Linked DNA regions of Mus musculus: region 1 is linked to region 2. The links are chromatin loops, found by intact Hi-C in ENCODE. Cell type or tissue: gastrocnemius. All regions are shown on one strand. Links, peaks and the distances in the headings refer to the core of each region. The heading gives the core; the rest is flanking DNA. Region 1 overlaps Lrp12 (low density lipoprotein-related protein 12). Region 2 holds the start of 9330182O14Rik (RIKEN cDNA 9330182O14 gene).

Evidence for each region. A loop is a pair of places that touch in the nucleus more often than their neighbours do. Peaks named below come from ENCODE experiments on the same cell type or tissue, not always from the same donor. Only the 100,000 strongest peaks of a DNase experiment are listed, where the experiment ranks them.
Region 1: a loop joins it to region 2, with 5 times the contacts of the local background. A loop is called at or near these places in 33 of 42 quality-filtered maps.

The regions. Positions count from the first base shown.
Region 1 is chr15:39,871,244-39,881,453 of GRCm38, reverse strand. It overlaps Lrp12 (low density lipoprotein-related protein 12), which reads left to right. Exons shown (of 7, transcript NM_172814.4): 4 at 1,132-1,334; 5 at 2,555-3,659; 6 at 5,235-5,367; 7 at 8,576-10,210. The coding sequence ends at 9,439. Among named protein-coding and RNA genes, the nearest start is that of Dpys, 19 kb to the right of the region's middle. In gastrocnemius, for the core only: a CTCF peak has its summit at 7,659 (motif pointing right); a DNase peak (open chromatin) is centred at 7,781.
Region 2 is chr15:40,130,254-40,140,463 of GRCm38, reverse strand. 9330182O14Rik (RIKEN cDNA 9330182O14 gene) reads right to left here and starts at 6,099. Exons shown (of 4, transcript NM_001256056.1): 1 at 5,895-6,099. In gastrocnemius, for the core only: a CTCF peak has its summit at 6,115 (motif pointing left); DNase peaks (open chromatin) are centred at 6,098 and 9,172.

The sequences.
Region 1 (10,210 bases), core at 834-8,833, 260 kb after region 2:
TCAACCTGTGTGTATGACATCAGGGGTTTCTTCATAGCCTTTTTTGTCCACTCAGTACTTGGTTGTCTAGTAAGACATATGAACTAATTACCAAAATGTTTCTTAATTAATAAAAACAAATAGCCTTACAAGATATAATTGCATTTACATGTAGCTAGTGGATATATTTGAATACTTATAGTAATATATACCTATTGGCATGTTGACTAAGACAAATCACAGTTCTAATAACTTTTCCATGTAAGTAGTATTTTTAGACTGTTAAAATCATAAATGTACTATGAAAATCTGACTCCTCACGTGTAAGAGAGAGATGCCTGTGTGTAGAGATCTCTGAAAGCACCGTCCGTAATAACGGAAGGCCAGAGACAAACAGCCTGAGTTAGAGTTGCTCAGAGCATTGAACGAGAAAACAGCTCGACGTAATCCTTCCAGTTAACTTCCTTAGAGGCAGAGAGAGAAAGTCAGATTTTCATTTGTTAGCGAGCCATATTCAGATGTTGAAAGCAAAATTGAATTTCTCATTTCTACAAGCAGTGACTGCTTTCATGTTCTTGTTTGATTTTCTGTCATTTACTTGTGTCCGTATTTTAAGAACTACATGATAATGCTCAACTATTAAGTGATTTATATGAAAGAGTATTCTCAAACTCAGGGACTTCTCAAACAAATGTTACTCTTTTTGATTGCCCCCCTTAACTTCTCACCCCCATTGTTCTGATTTGCTGCTCTAAGGAGGTAGGTGATGGAGTCTAATGGAAGAGAGAGAGGAGCCTCTCTAGCACATTCCTTCATGCTCGAGTTTCTGGCTCAAACATGAAGAAATGTAGGACGATTGATTGGGATTGGAAATATATTTTCTTAAATATGTAAACAAAAGGAATATGTGCTGCCAGCTGGTGTTCAGCTTGTTTTGGAATCTGGTCTTACCCTTATGAAGAGAAAGACCATTCTGGAAGCGTAGGGAGGTGCATGCATGAGGAATGTAGAAGCAGGTATGTGTTGCCGGGGTGCAATCGCTGCTAGGGCAGAAGCAGGGACTTGTGGAGTTTTGTCTTCAGTTACATGGCATCTTTATGGACGTTCTTGTCAATTGTTTTTAAAGTCCCTTCCTCCTCTCTCTTGTTATAGTTTTCAGGATTTTGATATCCAGGGGTCCAGAAGATGCACTTTGGACTGGCTGACAATAGAAACATACAAGAATATTGAAAGTTACCGAGCGTGTGGGTCCACAATTCCGCCACCATATATCTCTTCCCAAGACCACGTTTGGATCCGGTTCCACTCAGATGACAGCGTGTCCAGGAAAGGCTTCAGGCTGGCGTATTTTTCAGGTGTGTTTTTAAAAAGGAAACGCTGCACCATGTTTTGTGGTGTTACCTACTCAGTTACTTTGTAGTTAATTTTCTGAGCAGTATCCGATTAATCATGAGTTGACCCTCAGGCAGCTGAGATGAAGATTAGAAGCTTGAGTCAGATGCCTTCCAATTTGAGATTCCAGTTTGATGTTTTGTATAACCATAATAAAATTATTAATTTCATGAACTAAAGTCTTTTTTAAAAAAACATCTTATTATTTGCCTTGAAAGTACACTTTTCTCCAAGCCTCTTTCAAGCATTTGTCCATATCTCAAACATGACATCAGAGCATAGGTTTTGGTGTATGAATTCCTGTTTTCATTACACCTTAAACAAAAGACTGAACCCACCCCACAGCGTAGTGTATAGTCTCAGACTTTTACGTTTTTGCTTTTCTTAAACCATTTCCAAACATGACAAAGTCATGCACATGGGGGAGTCTTTGATCATGATTACATGAACTGTAAGCAATTTAAAGTTAAAATGACAATGTATCCAAAGCAGACCTAAATTGTAAACACAGCATAGTGAACACAGTAAGTTACTGCCGTGTTTGCGTACAGAGACAAGAAAGATACTTAAAAAGCAGTTATTTGAGTGCTTTTCTTCTGCAAACCTCTCTCACTATGTTCTAATTATGTTGTAAAGAGTTACGTTCTTTAGAAAGTGTGTTCTTTGGCTCATGTGTCTTAAATCATTTCACTATATGTTCTACAGTGAAATAGCTTTCTACCAAATAGAATTGACCCTTCTATATTAGGATAAAGAGCAAGGAACTCTGTGGGAAAGGAACATTTAATAGATGGGATTGTTGATATGTGGTACCAGTGCTAGTCTCCCAGTAGAACTAAACATACTCTTAACACTGACACGGTTTTGTTTTGTTTTTTTCTTTTTTTTTTTTGGCTTTTTGGCTTTTTGGCTTTTTGGCTTTTCGAGACAGGGTTTCTCTGTATAGCCCTGGCTGTCCTGGAACTCATTTTGTAGACCAGGCTGGCCTCCAACTCAGAAATCCGCCTGCTTCTGCCTCCCAAAAGCTAGGATTAAGGGCGTGTGCCACCACCGCCCGGCTACAGACACGGTTTCTAACAGCCGTACCGCAGGAGCTCAGTCATCATCATTGTAAAGGTGCTCCTGTCTGTTCAAGTCTGGGTGGGCTTTACTTGTGTTCTTCTTTCCTTGCCACACTCTGCAGGGAAATCTGAGCAGCCAGACTGTGCCTGTGATCAGTTCCGCTGTGGAAATGGAAAGTGTATTCCAGAAGCCTGGAAGTGCAACAGCATGGACGAGTGTGGAGACAGTTCTGACGAGGAGGTCTGTGCCAGCGATGCTCACCCCCCAACCACGACTGCTTTCCAACCCTGTGCCTACAACCAGTTCCAGTGTCTGTCCCGCTTCACCAAAGTTTACACGTGTCTCCCTGAGTCCTTAAAGTGTGATGGGAACATTGACTGCCTGGACCTAGGAGACGAGATAGACTGTGACATGCCGACATGCGGACAATGGTTAAAATACTTCTATGGCACCTTCAATTCTCCCAACTACCCCGACTTTTATCCTCCTGGAAGTAACTGCACCTGGCTGATAGACACTGGTGATCATCGGAAAGTCATCTTACGGTTCACTGACTTTAAACTTGATGGTACCGGGTATGGTGATTATGTCAAAATATATGACGGACTGGAGGAGAATCCTCGCAAGCTCTTGCGGGTGCTAACTGCTTTCGATTCTCACGCTCCTCTGACGGTCGTTTCTTCCTCCGGACAGATAAGAGTACATTTCTGTGCTGATAAAGTGAATGCTGCAAGAGGGTTCAACGCTACTTACCAAGTCGATGGCTTCTGTTTGCCATGGGAAATACCCTGTGGGGGCAACTGGGGGTGCTACACAGAGCAGCAGCGCTGTGACGGGTACTGGCATTGCCCAAACGGAAGGGATGAAATCAATTGTACCATGTGCCAAAAGGAAGAATTTCCATGTTCTCGAAATGGTGTCTGCTACCCTCGTTCTGATCGCTGCAACTACCAAAACCATTGTCCGAACGGCTCTGATGAAAAAAACTGCTTCTTTTGCCAGCCAGGGAATTTCCACTGTAAGAACAACCGCTGTGTGTTTGAAAGCTGGGTGTGTGATTCCCAGGATGACTGCGGTGACGGCAGTGACGAGGAGAACTGCCCAGTCATTGTGCCTACCAGAGTCATAACAGCAGCAGTCATCGGGAGCCTCATCTGTGGCCTGCTGCTCGTCATTGCATTGGGGTGCACTTGCAAGCTTTATTCTCTGAGAATGTTTGAACGGAGGTCAGTATCAAGACAGACTTTACTGCAATAAACGCGAGGCCCAGGGACTGGGTATGGGGCAGTTTAGTTGGTCAAGTGCTTGCCACACAAGCTTGAGTACCCACACACAGTTGGACGTGCTGGTGGACACATGTTAGTTCCAGCAGAGATGTTAGGGTCCCTGGGCTTTGCCAGCCAGCCAGTCTAACCTGATTAGAAATCTCCAGGTCTCAGTGAAAGGTGGATGGTTACTGAAGATTGACACCCAAGGTCAGATGCACACAGGAAAGCACACTCGTGCACATATGCACACACAAAAACAGGGAAGATTTCAAAGTGTGCCCCAAATGTCTGCCGTTATTCATTTTGATGTGGCTTAGAGATATATAAATTTAGGATACATAAAATTTGAATGAAAAACCCAATGGTCAAAGATAAACATAGTACAAAGTATGATTTAGCTTTATCAGGTGAGAAAAGTCAATGTTATATTTACTAACTTACTGTAAGCTGTTATTCTCAGTTACAGTTTTATCTTGTTTTCATAAATATTCAGTAATGCCATATATCTGAGAGTCCAATGTTTATACCATTCTACAAGTGAGAAGGAAATGAATGAGCCAGTTTCACAAGCAGGCTCATGATGAGGAGAGACTTGTTGCGTGGGTAAGCTGAGCACAGTGAGTGATCTGAAGTCTCCAAGACAAAGTAGCATAGATGTCCTCATGATAGGGGCATGTGACAGTCCTTATTCCAGGAGCTGCCATTTGAAAATGTGAGTAGGGTGTAGAGAGGAGATCCTGGAGGGGTCTTCTCTGGGGAGTATATAGAAGAATGTCCAGCATTGCTCCAAGAATACATACATAATTCATTTGGTCTGGAGCCTTGGAAACACATGAGGGACTGGTAGCACATGACAGTGGAGCTCGGCCTGGTTATGTGCAGTTCAGTGAGAGCCGTATTCTCAATTGAATAACAAGTTAGGCAGGAGAATGGACTTCAGGGAGAGCAGCTTCCAGCGTGGTTTAAGATAAATTGAGAGATGTTAATGGCAGGGGCATCTCCCTAGAGGGCATTGTGGGGACAGCTGCCTTCAGTCCTAACAGCTACAAATGATCAATTAGCAAAGACCATGCTGAACAGCTAGAGCACAGATGGTGCACAGATGCATGGGGCCACAAGAGCCATTGTGCGTCTTTTCTCTGAGCAAATAGAAATGGCTAGGAAACTTTACCAACGGAGAGTTGGGTCTCCGATTACATCACTTCAGTCCACCTGTGTTGGAATTGATGGACAAAGTGTCTGCTGAGACCTGTCACCAATTATCTCCTAGAGTGTAGGGGCTTGGGGTTTTAAAGTCTGTTATTTTATCATGTACAGATATTTCCTTTGGCAGACATTTCTGTCTATTAAAACATAGTAATTTAGGCTCTTACTAGCATAAGCACCTCTGGACAACCATCACATCAGCCTTACATTCCCAGAGTAGAAGTGGTTGGGTGGCGTTAGTTAGTTGAAACATTCAAGTGCTTCAGTTCTGATGGCAGAGCATTGCTGCTTGCCTTCCTTTGAACCTTTTCTTCTCTTTACTCCAAGATCATTTGAGACCCAGTTGTCACGCGTGGAAGCAGAACTTCTCCGAAGAGAGGCTCCTCCCTCATATGGACAGTTGATCGCTCAGGGACTAATCCCACCCGTAGAAGATTTTCCTGTCTGTTCACCTAATCAGGTATAATGAGAATTCTAATCTGTTTCATCCTCTTTTAAAGTCTATAAGTAGTAAAGCAGGGATTCTTAACTTTAGGAGTTTTCACAATCATGCAAATATTAAATATATGGACAACTGAATTTATAAATTGTATTACATTTTCACAGAATCTATACAATTCTGATTTTTATAATTATAAAACTGTCATTCTGAGACATTTTCCTTTTGGGGATAAGTGAGCAGGTGAACTGAAATTTAAAACCTTTGGCCAATTTTCTGATTGAACATTTAGAGATTTAAGAATGAATGGTAAAATTAATGTACTAACACATTACTTACGGCATAGCAACCCATTTTAAGTGAAAGTAATTGAAGAGGAGTGAACATTTGCCCCTAATTTAAGGGAGAACTTGAAGCTGGGTTTTAGTGTTTAAGAATTTGGTCCGTTTTCTTTTGGTTGTAACTCATACTCTTTGGTTCTTCAAAGTTCTCAGGAAGTTTTAAAAACATTTCAAGCTATAAAAATGTACCACAGCTTATTTTAGTCATAAGCATTTGTGTGCATTTAAATTTTAAATATATTCACAAACATTTATAAAAATGACTCAGAATTAGAACTAGGAAAAATTAGTTTTTTAGAGCCTTAACTCTTTTAAATTGAACATCCTTTCACTTCTGATACATGTCACCTTAGCTGGATATTCTTTCAAATCCTCAGTGACAATTTGTAGATGTAATTTTTAATTTTTTCAGGTGTAGTTTCTAATTCAGAATTTATACTGGTCAAATTGTTAGATATAAAAAATAGAAAAAACTCGATTATAGTTTCTGTCATTGGCACTGCCACCATCGATTTCTTTGAAGATAGGTGACAGACCGTGGTTACCTCCATTGGCTACCATCACCTCCTTGCCACTGTGCTCTGGAAAGCTAGTAGGAGCACAAATGATGTGACTGCTCACTGCTAGGACCATTTGCAAGCTGGCTTCTCCAGCTCCCTCTGGTTTGCCAGCTCACTAAAAGAATCTGAAGGGCTCACTTGGAGCTGTTTGCCCATGGCCGGACCCTGTTGCTATGAGAGGATATGAATTAAAAACCACTGAGGGAAGAGGCTCATGGGGCAGAGTTCAGACAGCCCCATGCAGAACACTGCTGTGGGACAACATTCCATAGCTGTTACCCACTAAGGATGCTCACCCAAGTCCCCATCCAGACTCACATATACAGTTGTGATCAGTTGGACATGGCTAGTGTACTTCTGTAGCCCTGCTGATATGGCTAGTGTACGTCTGTCTGTAGCCCTGCTGAAACTGTCCCCTTACCATGAATCACCAGAGCCCCACCCTAGGTCACAGGATTGTAGCTGCCTGCCAGTCTCCCAATGGAGACAGCTTTTCTGTCAGTCATGGCACTCCAAGTGTATAGAGATTCTGTCCCAAAAGCCAAGGTAACTTTGAAGTCTATTCCATACTGCTTCATTCTCTAGAGCCACAAAGTATTAAGAATTCCATTTAAACAGCATTTTAAATAACATAAGTTGTTGAACTTTGTTTAATGAGGCCAAATTCTCACATTTGAAATTTCTGGTAACAAATTATCAACTTTCCATAAGTTTTTAAAAGAAAATAATTTTGTAATTTGTTCCTAGTACAAACTAGAAATACTTTCTTGTCAGTTATTACTACTTCACAAGTGAAACAATAGACAGTTATCCACCAAACTACTGTGACATCTCCCTACAGAATCTAATGTTAAATTTGCAACTTTTCAGTTAACAGGCTTTTAACTAAGCAGAGATTGCCTGCTGCTTGTGACTGACAGTAATGGTAACGTCGGTAGAAAGTGTGCGAGGTGAGGGTCTGTCAGAAGCTCGGGCTCACGTGACAGTGGTTTGAATACTGAGCACTAGGAGTGGTCAATGGAGATGTTCATTCTAAATTTGAACTACTATTAGTTTTTAATTTTGTATTTAGATTCTTCTTAATTGGCAAAAGAAAAAGACCTTTCACATTTGTACTGAAAGTCCATGTATGCTGATAGCCAGATTTACTGGTGATGTGTATTTTACTAAAGCTGGCTAGAAACGTTCCTGCAGTGATAGCCTCTAAGTGTTTGCTGAATTGCTTCAGACTGTACAGGCATGACTGTATGCACATGGCAAACAGGGGAAGAGCACTGGCTACTGTGCTTGCCTGTTTACTTCCTTCTTGCTTCTGTGAGAGGCTGGGCCTTGAGCACTGAATCACCAACCTTTGTTGGCTTAGTTTTGCTCAGTGTGAGGTTCATTAAAGCTATGCTTGCCCTAAGTCTATAGCCACTAGGTGGAGCTTGAAGACTATTTAAAACTCACCTGACACTTTCATCTAGACAAAATGATTTATCTTTTAATTAACCTATTTACGTTGTGTTTGGAAGAGGCTGCCTGTCATGGTGCCATCCAGTGGAGGTCAGAAGACAACTTGCCAAGAGTCTGTTCTCTGTCCTCCTCCTTATGGGCTCCAGGTATCGAGCGCAGGTGGTCAGGCTTGGAGGCAAGCGCCTACCTCTGCCTGGCCAGCCGTCTCCCTGGCCCCTAGGTTTTCTTCTAGTTGCGAGACATACTTTCATTGTGTGCTAATTGAGTTGTGAAGCATTCCATATTTTTAAAGTCTGTAAATTTTTAAATTATCAATTTTAAAGACTAATATGGTTTATATTTAATCCTAAACTGAAAAAAAAAGCTTATTTCTTAAAACTTGAGAAGGCATCCAAATATATTCTAGTCTGTATTACAAGTATGTTCAGGCCTTTATTTGAAACAGTAAAACGGCGTCCTCGGGATTCATTCACTCCATCCTTGGAATCTAGCTCTGTAAAATGGGATTCCCACATTGACAGGACAGTTCAGCCTTGTGACTCAAGCCTAACTGTAAGTTTTTAGGAGAATATTGGAGCATAATCATAAACGAGTCATGTAGTGACGTCTGGTAGAAATTTTCAGTGTATCTATTTTCCAGACTTGGTACAGTTGTAGGATTGGAATATTATTGTGGTTTATAATTGCTGTAATTGACAAAACTGTCACTGTAGAGTTAGGATTTAAGTTACAGATTAGATTCTCTATGAGTAGACCTGTAGAGGTAAGTGAATTTAATTTAGCTCATCGCTGTTCCTAGTAACAGTGAGTCAAAGAATGTTTTTCATCTTAATACCTCATTATTCACTATTTTCTTTTTTCTTACTCTTGCAGGCTTCCGTTTTAGAAAACCTGAGGCTAGCTGTCCGATCTCAGCTGGGATTTACTTCAATCAGGCTTCCTATGACAGGCAGATCTAGCAACATTTGGAATCGTATTTTTAATTTTGCAAGATCCCGTCATTCAGGGTCATTGGCTTTGGTCTCGGGAGATGGAGATGAGGTTGTCCCTAGCCAGAGCAGCAGCAGAGAAACTGAGAGGAGTCGCCCTCACAGAAGCTTATTCTCCGTGGAGTCCGATGACACTGACACAGAAAATGAGAGAAGGGATACGGCGGGAGCATCGGGTGGGGTTGCAGCACCGTTGCCCCAGAAGGTCCCTCCCACGACCGCCGTGGAGGCCACAGTGGGATCAGGTGGGAATTCCTCTGCTCAGAGCACCAGAGGTGGCCATGCAGATGGAAGGGAAGTGTCAAGTGTGGAAGCCCCGAGTGTGAGCCCAGCACGTCACCAGCTCACAAGTGCTTTAAGTCGGATGACTCAGGGCCTGCGCTGGGTCCGCTTTACACTAGGTCGATCGAGCTCCACTACCCAGAACCGGAGTCCTTTGAGACAGCTGGACACCGCAGTGAGTGGACGAGAAGACGACGATGACGTCGAAATGCTAATTCCAGTTTCAGACGGAGCTTCGGACATTGATGCCAATGACTGCTCCAGACCTCTTCTTGACCTTGCCTCAGACCAAGTACAAGGGTTTAGACAGCCACACAGTGCAGGAAACCCTGGAGTGAGAACAAGTAACCGGGACGGCCCCTGCGAGCGCTGTGGCATTGTGCACACAGCCCAGATACCAGACACTTGCTTAGAAGCCACAGTGAAGACGGAAACGAGTGATGACGAGGCTTTGCTGCTGTGTTAGGACAGAATCGCCAGACTGTATGCAAGCTGGAGCAATATCCACTCACTGTTTTGTAACTTTACAATTAAACTAGTTTTAGTTTAAAATGAAAAGATGCAGGGTGATTTCTTATTATATGTTAGCCTGCATGGTTAAATTTAACAATGTGTAACTCTAGGAGCTAGAGTTTGCTGTTTTAGCAGCTAAAAATGCATTATGTATTCGTAGTCTTCAGTCATGTTCTTCCGTTTGCTTATACCTGGTTTTGTTTTGTTTTTTTAAATCCTGGTACTTAAGTTTAATAGTAGAAATATGGCTGCTTTATTCATGTAACTGCCATTTTATCTATCTTATGTTAAAAGGTTGGTTTGTACAAAACGGTACCTTCTTTCCATTGACTCTTGGATGCTCTTTGCCATCATGTAACTTATTATACTAGATGCTGAGGTTGTTAATGTACAAAAAAGGAGACAGCTCCTTAGAGTCACCTCTTTGTTTGCATAACACTGTCTGCTAGTAGATTTCATCATATGGACCTGTCGCAGGCAAAGAATCTGCTCTCTCATTCAACACACAGTGATGTAAAAGTTCCGTGGCGTTCGAGAAAATTGCTGTCGGGAAACAAAACTCTTTTATAGATTTTCTAATGCTGACTTTACTACTCTGGTGTGGTTCAGACCAAATGGTGAAATCCCAACACGTTTCTGTTTTCATCTCAATTTAGGGACAGAAGTAAGCGGATGAAGATTCTCTACTATGCATTACATTTTGAACTTTATAAAATAGGTACAG
Region 2 (10,210 bases), core at 1,183-9,182:
TCGCCCCACCCCCACCCCCACAGCCGTGTGCCACCACAGCCAGTGACACCGCCATGTGGACTTCTGCCACCACAGCTACAGACTACTGCCACCCGAAGCTGTGGACACAGATTTCTACCACATGAGTTGCTGCCACCTCCGCAGTCTACCATGTGGGCTAGCTTCAGCCCCATGGGCTGAACCTCATTCTGATGAGCCGACCAACCACACAGTTCCATTTTTCCTGCAACCAGACTGCTGAAATTCTCGCACAAGCATCGGCATATTGATAAGGTTTTGCCTCCAGTCAGCAGGAAGGGCCCTGATTTCCCAGAAAAGGCCTGGCCAACCTCTATGGGCTAAGGGGTTAGCATTTCATGCCCACGGTCTCTATGACCAACCTCCTAGATGATGTACAAAATAGAACATCAACCCTTGGGTGATTTCCTTCTTGAGATTGAGTTTCTGACCCCTGCCACCCCCTCCCACACATATTCTTGCAGCCATTCAGAAAACCCTAAGCTTGGGTAGAAGTGTTTTCTGATGAGTCAGGGACTCACGGTAGCTTCTAGATGGTCCACGTGAAGACCTGGACATCTAGCCTGGCTTATATGCGTTGTTGGACTTTCTCTGGATGCTGATACAAATAATTCACCCAATAGGATCCTCATCATCTTCAACCGTGCCTCCAGGATCCCCACTGGGATGTCTCCTGGAAAATCTCAAATCTCTAAAGTTAATGTCCAACATGAGGATATCAAAACTAGTACACCTCTGCAGGAAGGTCTGGATTCAGTACCCATTAGACAACGGCTCTAAATGGGCACTTAATGGCACAGTAGATCCAATTATTACGGCATCTTCATACGTACTACCAATGGTCTGGTAAATGGAAACAGGTCCCCTATGCCCAAGTGTTTACCTATCTTTGCTCCAACCCCTCTCTGTGTTCTTCTTGTTCCCCAACCCAACTTCTCCTAGCCATGAAATCTCCACCAGATACTGCTACAACCCTCAATCCAGCTAACGAACCTCCCCCTTTCCACCACAGACCTATTTCTCTGCCTTCATAAACCCAAACACTGCCTCACTTTCTTTTTCTCATCAGGCTACCCCAGCGCCTCTTTGCTTGACCTCTCCAGAGCCCTGCACCCCCCCACCCCCGTGGCCAGCTGAGGTCACTCCAATTGCCCTGCATTGGCACCGCCCTTCACCCCTCCCACCACAGTCAAACACACAAGTCCTTCTCCCCCTGGGACACCAAAGGCATCCGTCCTTCCTTTAATGGAAGTTGCTAGGGTAATGGCCTTGTTAGAGTACACGTTCCTTTCTCACTAAGTGAACTTTCTCAAATAAAGAGCAGTCTGGGTTCCTATACCTCTAACTCCTCCACCTTTATTAAAGAGTTTCAGTACATTACTCAATCTTATAGCTTGACTTTTCATGATGTATATACAACCCTCACTAATAATTTACTTCCCGACGAACGCAGGTGAGTTTGGGAGCAGGCGAGAATACATGCAGGCGAGACTCATCAAACATATCCAGTCGGATCTGAGGCACTACCTGACCAAGATCCTCGATGGAATTATAATTCTCCAGGTGGTATTTTAGCCAGAGATAGATTCATAACCTGCCTCCTGACCAGTCTCTATAGGGCTGCCTTAAAACCAGTAAATTTTGAAAAACTCCAAGAGGTCATCCAGGACAAACAAGAAAACCCATCTCAGTTTTTAGAACACCTTATTACAATATAGTAATCTAGACCCTGAAAACCCAGAAGGTAAGCAACTTCTGATGACCTACTTTTTTTCCCAGAGCTACCCCGACATAAAATCTAAACTTAGGCGGTTGAAGAAGGGGCTCCTAACTCCATAGGCAGAAGTTTTGGTGCTGGCCTTCAAAGTGTACCATGAGAGAGATGAAAAGGTTCACAGACAAAAATACCATATGCCGGCAATGGCTGTGTGACCAGCCCCAGCCACTGCCCCAGACTCCTGGTCTTCTAAAACTCAGAGACCACAAGAATCCTGCTACAAGTGTAGTCAACAAGGTCATTGGGCAAAAGCCTACCCTAACTTCCAAAAGCCAAAGGGGCCATGTCCTAGGTGCCATCAGGAGGGACATTGGGCTGTCAATTGCCCTCATGCTATGCAGAACAGAGGGACATTACTCCCAGGTAACCCTCCAGGCTTGTCTATGGATGACTGAAGAGGCCTGAGCTCCCATGACCTGACCACTGCCATCACTAGCAGGGAGCCCCAGGCATGTGGGTGGCCCATCTCCTTCTTCTTGGACACTGGGGCCATTTTACTTGGTCCTGACAGAGTTTTGGGGACCCACTTTCCCTTCTCATTTTCTATTGTCGGAGTAGAAGGACAACCTTACCTTCCTCACCAGACCCCACCACTTAGTTGCATTTTAGGGGTGTACCTCTCACCCATCCCTTTTTGGTAGTGCTGACATGTCCTGCACCCTTATTGGGAAGGGATCTTCTAGCTAAGTTGGGAGCCTCTGTTTCCTGGCCACCAGCCCCTCTGCTCCCTCTTTTAGCCAGTCAACCTACTAACATGTTGTTTCCTTTACCAGCTTCTCAGGTAGATCCCCAAGTCTTGGATGTCCAGAACCCTTCCGTTGCTAAGCATCATTCTCCTGCTGTCATCCAATTACTGGACTCTACCAGGTACATCACCCAAGCTCAATACTTTCTCTCTCTCTCTCTCTCTCTCTCTCTCTCTCTCTCTCTCTCACTCCTCCGAGGTCCTTCCCTCCTTGACATCCCCCCTCATAAATGGCACTAACTTGTCACTTTGCCTTTTGCTTCAGACCTTGACCTCCACCTACCAACTCCTGAATGTCACCCGGCCTGGACACTTTAAAGATTGCTGGCTATACGTACCCCCTGGAACTAATTCACCATTCTCTCTCTCTCTCTCTCTCTCTCTCTCTCTCTCTCTCTCTCTCTCTCTCTCTCCTCTCTCTCTCTTCTCACTCCCTCTTTCTCTCTCTTCTCTCTCTCTCCAGAGCCTCAGGGGACATAAACCTATCATTTCTGACCTCTTAAGGAAAACACTTCTTCATCCTATCTCTTCTCCCTTTAATACCTCTATACTAGCAGTTAAGAAACCTAATGGAACCTATTGCTTGGTTCAAGACCCCAGGCACATTAAATCTGCAGTAGTACCTCTCCATCCTGTTGTGGCTAACCCTTACACACTTCTTCCCGCTATCCCCTCAGGGACTCCCCATTTCTCAGTCCTAGATCTTGTAACCCCTACAGCTACTAAACTAAAGGAACTCTCTTATTGGTTCTACCTGTCTCACTTCAAACCTTTCATCCCTCCATCTAAAAATTTTTCCTACATGCCAACCATAACAGGACTGTGCTCTGTTATGCTCCAGAAGACACTGAGACCACCCACCTTGTCCCCAATCCCAGAAAATGAGACTCCATTCCAGCAGCTGCACTCGACCCCACAGGATTAGACAAGGGTTTCTCATCCTTCCCCTGCTGTTCGTTTCCACCAGGGCAGCCCTTACATCTGGAAATTTGACATTTAGAAACCCCCACAGATAACAAACAGTCTTTCCAAATAGGGTTAAGAAACTGCTCCATATGCCAGGAACCAATCTAAATTGCTGTCATCCCTGTATCGCTTATCTCATCTAATTATTATGATCTCTATACTTGCTTTCTCTTTGACCAGACAAAAAATTATTGCAGAAAATGGCCAGACGAATATGGGGGTTGCCCACGTTGGTCTTGTCGGATACATATGCAAGGATCACAGACCAATCATTTCTTCTATCAATACCACAAGACACTTTTTTTCTACATATAAGACCCATGGAATCCCAGGTGGGAGACAGGAGTTGTTGGTAAGCTCTACCATAAAAACCAAGCTGTGTCCCCAGTAAGTACTATCTGCAGGCAGAGGAAATATGTCTCAATTGCCGAACCTCTAGATATTGGAAAAGTATATGAAGTAATCAAACACTCCTCCGAGGTCCTTCCCTCCTTGACATCCCCCCTCATAAATGCCACTAATTTGTCACTTTGCCTTTTGCTTCAGACCTTGACCTCCACCTACCAACTCCTTAATGTCACCCGGCCTGGACACTTTAAAGATTGCTGGCTATACGTACCCCCTGGAACTAATTCACCATTGTCACTTACAGCATCTCCAGTGATACTGCCAAGTAACCTCACCTCATCCTTTGTCAGCTGCCCTGACTCCAGTGTTGCCATGACTCCATACCTTACCTCTATCTCTCTTTTTTGACATGGCAAACTGTTTTAAGACTTCCAGGACTCATTCTGTAGGAACACTAAGTTTCCTAGACTGCAATAGAACCCTAACCCTCAATATATCATCTCTGCCACAATGCCCTGCTGTCTAAAACACAGTCAATTCTCTGTGGCACTCAGGTATATCACTGCCTACCCACCAGCTGGTCAGGACTCTGCACGTTGGTACTCCTTTTCCCTGAACTGGGAGTAATCCAGGGAACTGAGCCCCTGCCAATTCCAGTTGTGGATATGATAGCTGCCCAACATAAGACGGCAGTTCAGGTCGTGCCACTCTTGGTTGCTACGGGAATAGCCATAGGTGCTGGAACTGGAGTTGCAGGGATAACGACTTCTATGACCCAATATGATAAGTTTACTTCCAAGCTTAGCACAAGTTTTCAAAAACTGTCTGAAACCATGATTACCAGGCAGAAACAGATCAACACTTTTGCAGCAGTGGGGCTAGATGTTTTGACAGCCAAAGAAGGTGGTCTTTGCCTATTTCTTCAAGAAGAATGCTGTTTCTACGTTAACCAACTGGGATAGTGAGAAATAAAATTCAGGAGCTGCAATCAGACATACGTGAGACCTCTAGTTCTGGGATTTTTGAAAACCCTATATGGAAGTAGATAGTCCCTTTCATAACGCCTTTCCTAGTCAACCTCCTGGTGTTATTATTTGCTCCCTGCCTCATTAATCTTGTTTCTACATTCCTTCAATGACAAAAACAAAAAATGTCTAACCAAAGTATTAATCAGTTCCTGTTACAGGATTACCAGCTCCTGTCCACAGAGGAGCCTGATGCTAACATCTACCAAGTGGACCCCAATGATGAAAGTCAACTATAACCCAAAATTGTCGACACCCCTAGACAGCGGGAAGGAATTTAAGAGATCTGTTGCCCCTATTCCCCTTTTACCATAGGCTTCTCCCTCCTCTCTTTTTTTCTTCTCTTTATGATAAGCGAAGGGAGGTATTTTGGCATCAGAAACTGGATTTACAGTAGAAGGTCACCTCTGAATCCAGCAACATAGGCGACAGGGACCAGTACATCTGTTGCCATGGCAATCACCATACATGCCCAGCATCCACCTGGCCCACCTGCCCACATTTACCTGTGCGTGGTTACATCACAGCCCAAATAAAAGGCAGGCCCCTCCTAACCTTCACTCTCTTTCCTTCTTCATCATCGTTGTCCCCCTTTGCCACCATCCTCCACCCCCCACCCCCGCACACACACACACAATAAACCTCTAGAGTCCTGTGGAACTGTGCTGGCCTAGTGTGATCTGTCTGGACAAACTGCCATTCTAACATAACAAGTACAGTGGGGCTGGGTGTTCTGTAGCTAGTCTCTGTAGGGAGACCAGTCCTAGGCTGTAAACACTTTCGAGAAGGAAGTCAGAGGTGCTAGTCTTTGCACAAGTTAATCAAGCCTCCAGAAAGACTCAGACTCCCAAGCAAAGCTTTGCATTTCTCTTAAGCCCCAACCACATGGCGGTTTTGCCAATTGTTTTGTGGGTCTAAGGCCTTGGCCGTTCTAGACACAGTCGTGCCCATGTCATAATACACATACACTCAGGGCTTCCTCCTTGACCTACAAAAAGAGTCTGTTTACACTCACAGTTCAGTTTCCTCAAGGGTAAGAGTCCATTGTGGCAGAGAACACAGCAGCAAATGACAGGTTGGCAGTGCTGTGTTCTCAGGAAGCTGAGAGCTCAGGTGCAGAGCTGGGAGCACAAAGTCCTGACTGAAAACCGAAGAAGGTCTTTTACTCCCAAAGCCATTTATCTCCCCATGACTTACTTCCTCCAGCAAGGCAAGGCTTCACCACATGAAGAGCCACCGACAGCGCCACCAACTGTCCAAATACCTGAGACTCTGGGAGATAGTTTTTTTTTTTTTTTTCATTTAACCCCAGGAAGCAATAAAGTACTGTATGGCACGGAAGGTGAATGTGTTAATGCTCGAGATGAAGCCCAGGATGCTGACCTATGAATCGCTGCTCACTATATACGGTAATTCAGCTCCAGATCAGTGGCAGTTGTTTTGAACTCTTACCTACAGCCACCTGGGTTTCCCTGGGAAGCTGAAGCAGCTTTGTGCCTCACTCTCTTCCTGCCTGGTGGGTATACTATTTCAAAGACTCTCTGTTCTGCCCCACCCTGGCACCCAGGATTGCTATCAAGCTCTAGCTAAAGGCTCCACATCTCATACCTTACTGTTAATGTCTTGCCAGTAATTGTGAATTTTGACCAGTCCTTTTGTGTGTGTATTTTCACGTCTGTCTCATTCTCTCTCGACTGTTTTAGGACACGAGATGCATGTGCCTAGCCCTCGTGAGACCCCTCAGCAATGACTACGCGTGAGCCCTTCATGCACTAGAGGCTTCATCAAACAGAGCCACGCAAAGACTGCAGAGGGTTTAACAAGTTGCATTTTAAAGTACTTAGGAAAACGGGTTATTTAGTCTGAAATCACAAGCCGCAGGGCCAGAACTGAAAGCAATCTTCTGGAGATGTTTCTGTTCAACAATTGTTCTACCTGGGTTTCTGTTGCTGGGATAGACATAATGACACAAAGCAATTAGGTGAGAAAAGGGATTTATTCAGCTTGCACTTCTGGGTCTCGGCGCACCATTAAGGGAAATCAGTGCAGTCAAGCAGGAACTGAAGTAGAAGCCACAGTGTAAGGCTGTGTCTTGGCTTGCTCTCTGGTTTGCTCCTACACATGTTTTTTTAAGGATAAAACTTTTTTCTCTGCCATTTTTTGAGGTTATAATTATATTATTTCTCCCTTTCTTCCCTCCAACACTTCCCATATACCTTTCCTAGCTCTCTTTCAAACTCATGGCTTCTCTTTTTCCATTAATTGTTGTTACCTACATATAAGCATATGTGTGTGCTATATATATATTTTATATGCATATACACATATACACATACACACACATATGGCCTATCTAGTCTGCATGCTTTTACATTTACATATGTATACACATACACATATATACATACATATATATCCATATATACATATGTGTGTGTGTATATATATATGTATATATATATACATATATATATATATATCAGCTTTTTTCATGCAGCAGAGAACCACAAGCTCAAAGAATAGTCCTACCCACAGTAGGCTGAGCCCTTCCACATCAGTCAACTATCAAGAGATTCTCCATAGATAGAGATAGTTCTTCAGTTGAGGTTTTCTCCTCTCAGGTGACTCTAGGTGTGTGTCAAGGTGACTGTCTGTCTGTCAGAACTAACCAGCACAGATTTTTTTTTTTGAAAATATTTATAGAGTACCTACTATGTGCTAGTCACTGTCTGATGTCAGGTGCATGTTGTACATATAAAGTCAAGCACACCAGTAGGCTAGCTGTCAGGCCATAAGCACAGGGAGGAGGGAGGAGAAACTCAGGTGTAGTGTTAGCAACGTGTTTGAGGCAAATGAAAACGGAGAAACCAAAGGACAATGGAAACATCCAGAGAAGAGTTTCGGGGTCACGCTCCACTATTTTCTCTTATAGTTTGGATTTTAACTGCCCCCTAAAGGCCATGTTCTAAACATTTGGACCTTTGCTGGTGCCTGGGAGTTGACAGAAACTTAATGAGGTGTAATGTTTTGTAAAATGCAGTCTGGTGACTCAGTGGGTCCATGCTGAGGCATCCCCCTGCCCCCACCCCTGAGGTACCAGTTACAAGACAGGCCTAATATAGAATGAAGTTTATTTGGGGGGCATGAGAAGGGGTGGTTGAGAAGAGAGTAGAGGCAGAGAAAGAGAGGGGTCAGAGAAAGAGGCCATCCTGGAACTCGTGGCGAGAGAGGAGGAGAGGGTGGAGAAAAAGGGAGCAAGGGATCAGAGAGGAAAGAGAGGCCAGTCCCTTTTATAGCAAGCCCGACCTTCCTGGCTGTTGCTAGGTAGCTGCTGGGCGGAGCCTAGAAGGACCATCCTAACTGGATAGGGAGGGTCATTGGATAAAGGTCCCTGAAAGGGACATTAGAAACACATCCTCTCCTTTTACTTCCTGGTCACCATGAGAAGAGTAAATCTTTTCTGCCCATGGCTGCCACCACAATGTGTCACCTCATCACTGACCCAAAGTACTGAGGCCAAAGGACCACGGCCTGAAACCATGAACCCATGATCTTTTACCTTCGTGGATTGAAGATCTCCAGCACTTTTGTCACTGTAACTGACATAAAACTCCTTTTCTTCAGATACTTCTCTTTTGTTTTGATCAGCTCATTTTACATGCGAAGAAGAAAATGTGCCTCGAAGACCACTTAAGCCCGGGTATCGGAGGAGCCAAATAATGGGACGAGTATTTGGTTGAAAATCTATTTAACACGTCTCAGTAGGCGAGAACAAGGCCTGATGTAGCCTTATTAAGATAAGAATATGTTTCTTCTTTATTATCTTGTTAGCCATAGACTTGAATTTTGATAGGGCAATTTTCAGGGCTTAAACACTTGATTGCTACTAATAGTGGAAATAACAGCAAGACAGTGTTTAGGTTTAATTTATAGTCATTTAACACAACTTTAAGTATGGATTTCTCCAAATGCCCTGTTATTTCGTTGGAGCTTGTCTATGCAGACCTGAAGTCCTGCTGCAGTAATTGTGAGCCATGCAAAAGGTCCCATATACTTATCTCACAGACCCCTCCAACAGCATGATGACCAGCGATTGCTATTAACGGGTTTTACTGTTTTGTTTTGTTTTTTACCCTAGAAACCCTGTTTTAGTAAACCTGCGTCAGTAGTTGCAAGCTAAATGTCTTAAAACTTATTTTGGTTTGTAAAAGGGAACCTTCTTTCCACTATTTGCCCCCTCAAGGTCGGCTTGGCGTTCCTCCTTGAGCCAGAACAGTTCACTTTTGTGCCACCAGGGGCCGCTGTTCTCCAAGCAGTGAGATCTCCAAAGGCGATCCACCTTCCAATTCCATATAGGCCAGCAGCAACAAATACTTCTTTTGAATTTATGTTTTGAGACCTTGAAAACACTATGCTGAGTGAAAGAAGCCAGACGCAAAGGCCACATGCTACAAGGTTCTCTTTACATAAAATCTGTGCGGAGATCATAAATGTCTTAGATAAGAAACCACAACCGTTGGTCTGTGATTCCTGCGTCTACAGAATGCAGGCTGCCTGTTTGCCCCTTGCAACCACATGCTTGCAGTGCGCCCAACTCGTTCACTGCGACCTATTTATTGTTAGCACCGCGTTCCTTGATGGCTTCTTTATTATCTTGTTAGCTGTAGACTGGAATTCTGAGTACGAGAGGGAGTAACACTTTGGAGGAGGGGCGAGGTAAGGACTGATAGACAGGGCCGCCTTTCGCTGTTCTCACCCGGAAAGTCCTGACGCACATCCCTCATATTCTTCAAAAGATGACAGGGAAGCTGAACCTCAACATCAGAGGCTACGTCAAGATCACCCTTATAAGGATCCATTTTCCCATCCTTTCACAATTCTGCCCCACTCTATGATTCCAGGGTAATTTCCCCTAATAAACACAGAGTACTGCCCAGTGTCTGCTTTGCAAAAACAATCATATGCTTGTCAGGGAAGTTACTGTTGACGATAAAGAAACCAAATAGAAGGGGGACCATGCCGGAGTCACTGTGCTCCATTCCTGTATCAGAACCTGCATGCACACGCACACACACACACACACACACACACACACACGCACACACGCGCACGCACGCGCACGCACGCGCACGCACAGGTACACACCATCTCTAGACTGCTGTGGTCACATATGTGAGAGGAAATCATGGATTCAAGACTGAAAGCTGCCCTCCTGCTCCTACCTGTTCTAAGAGGCTCTAGACTGCAGGCGATTCACAGCTTCCCATGCACATTAGGCTATTATATTTCAAGCCAGATATGAACAGAATGGACAGTGTCCATTAACTTCCT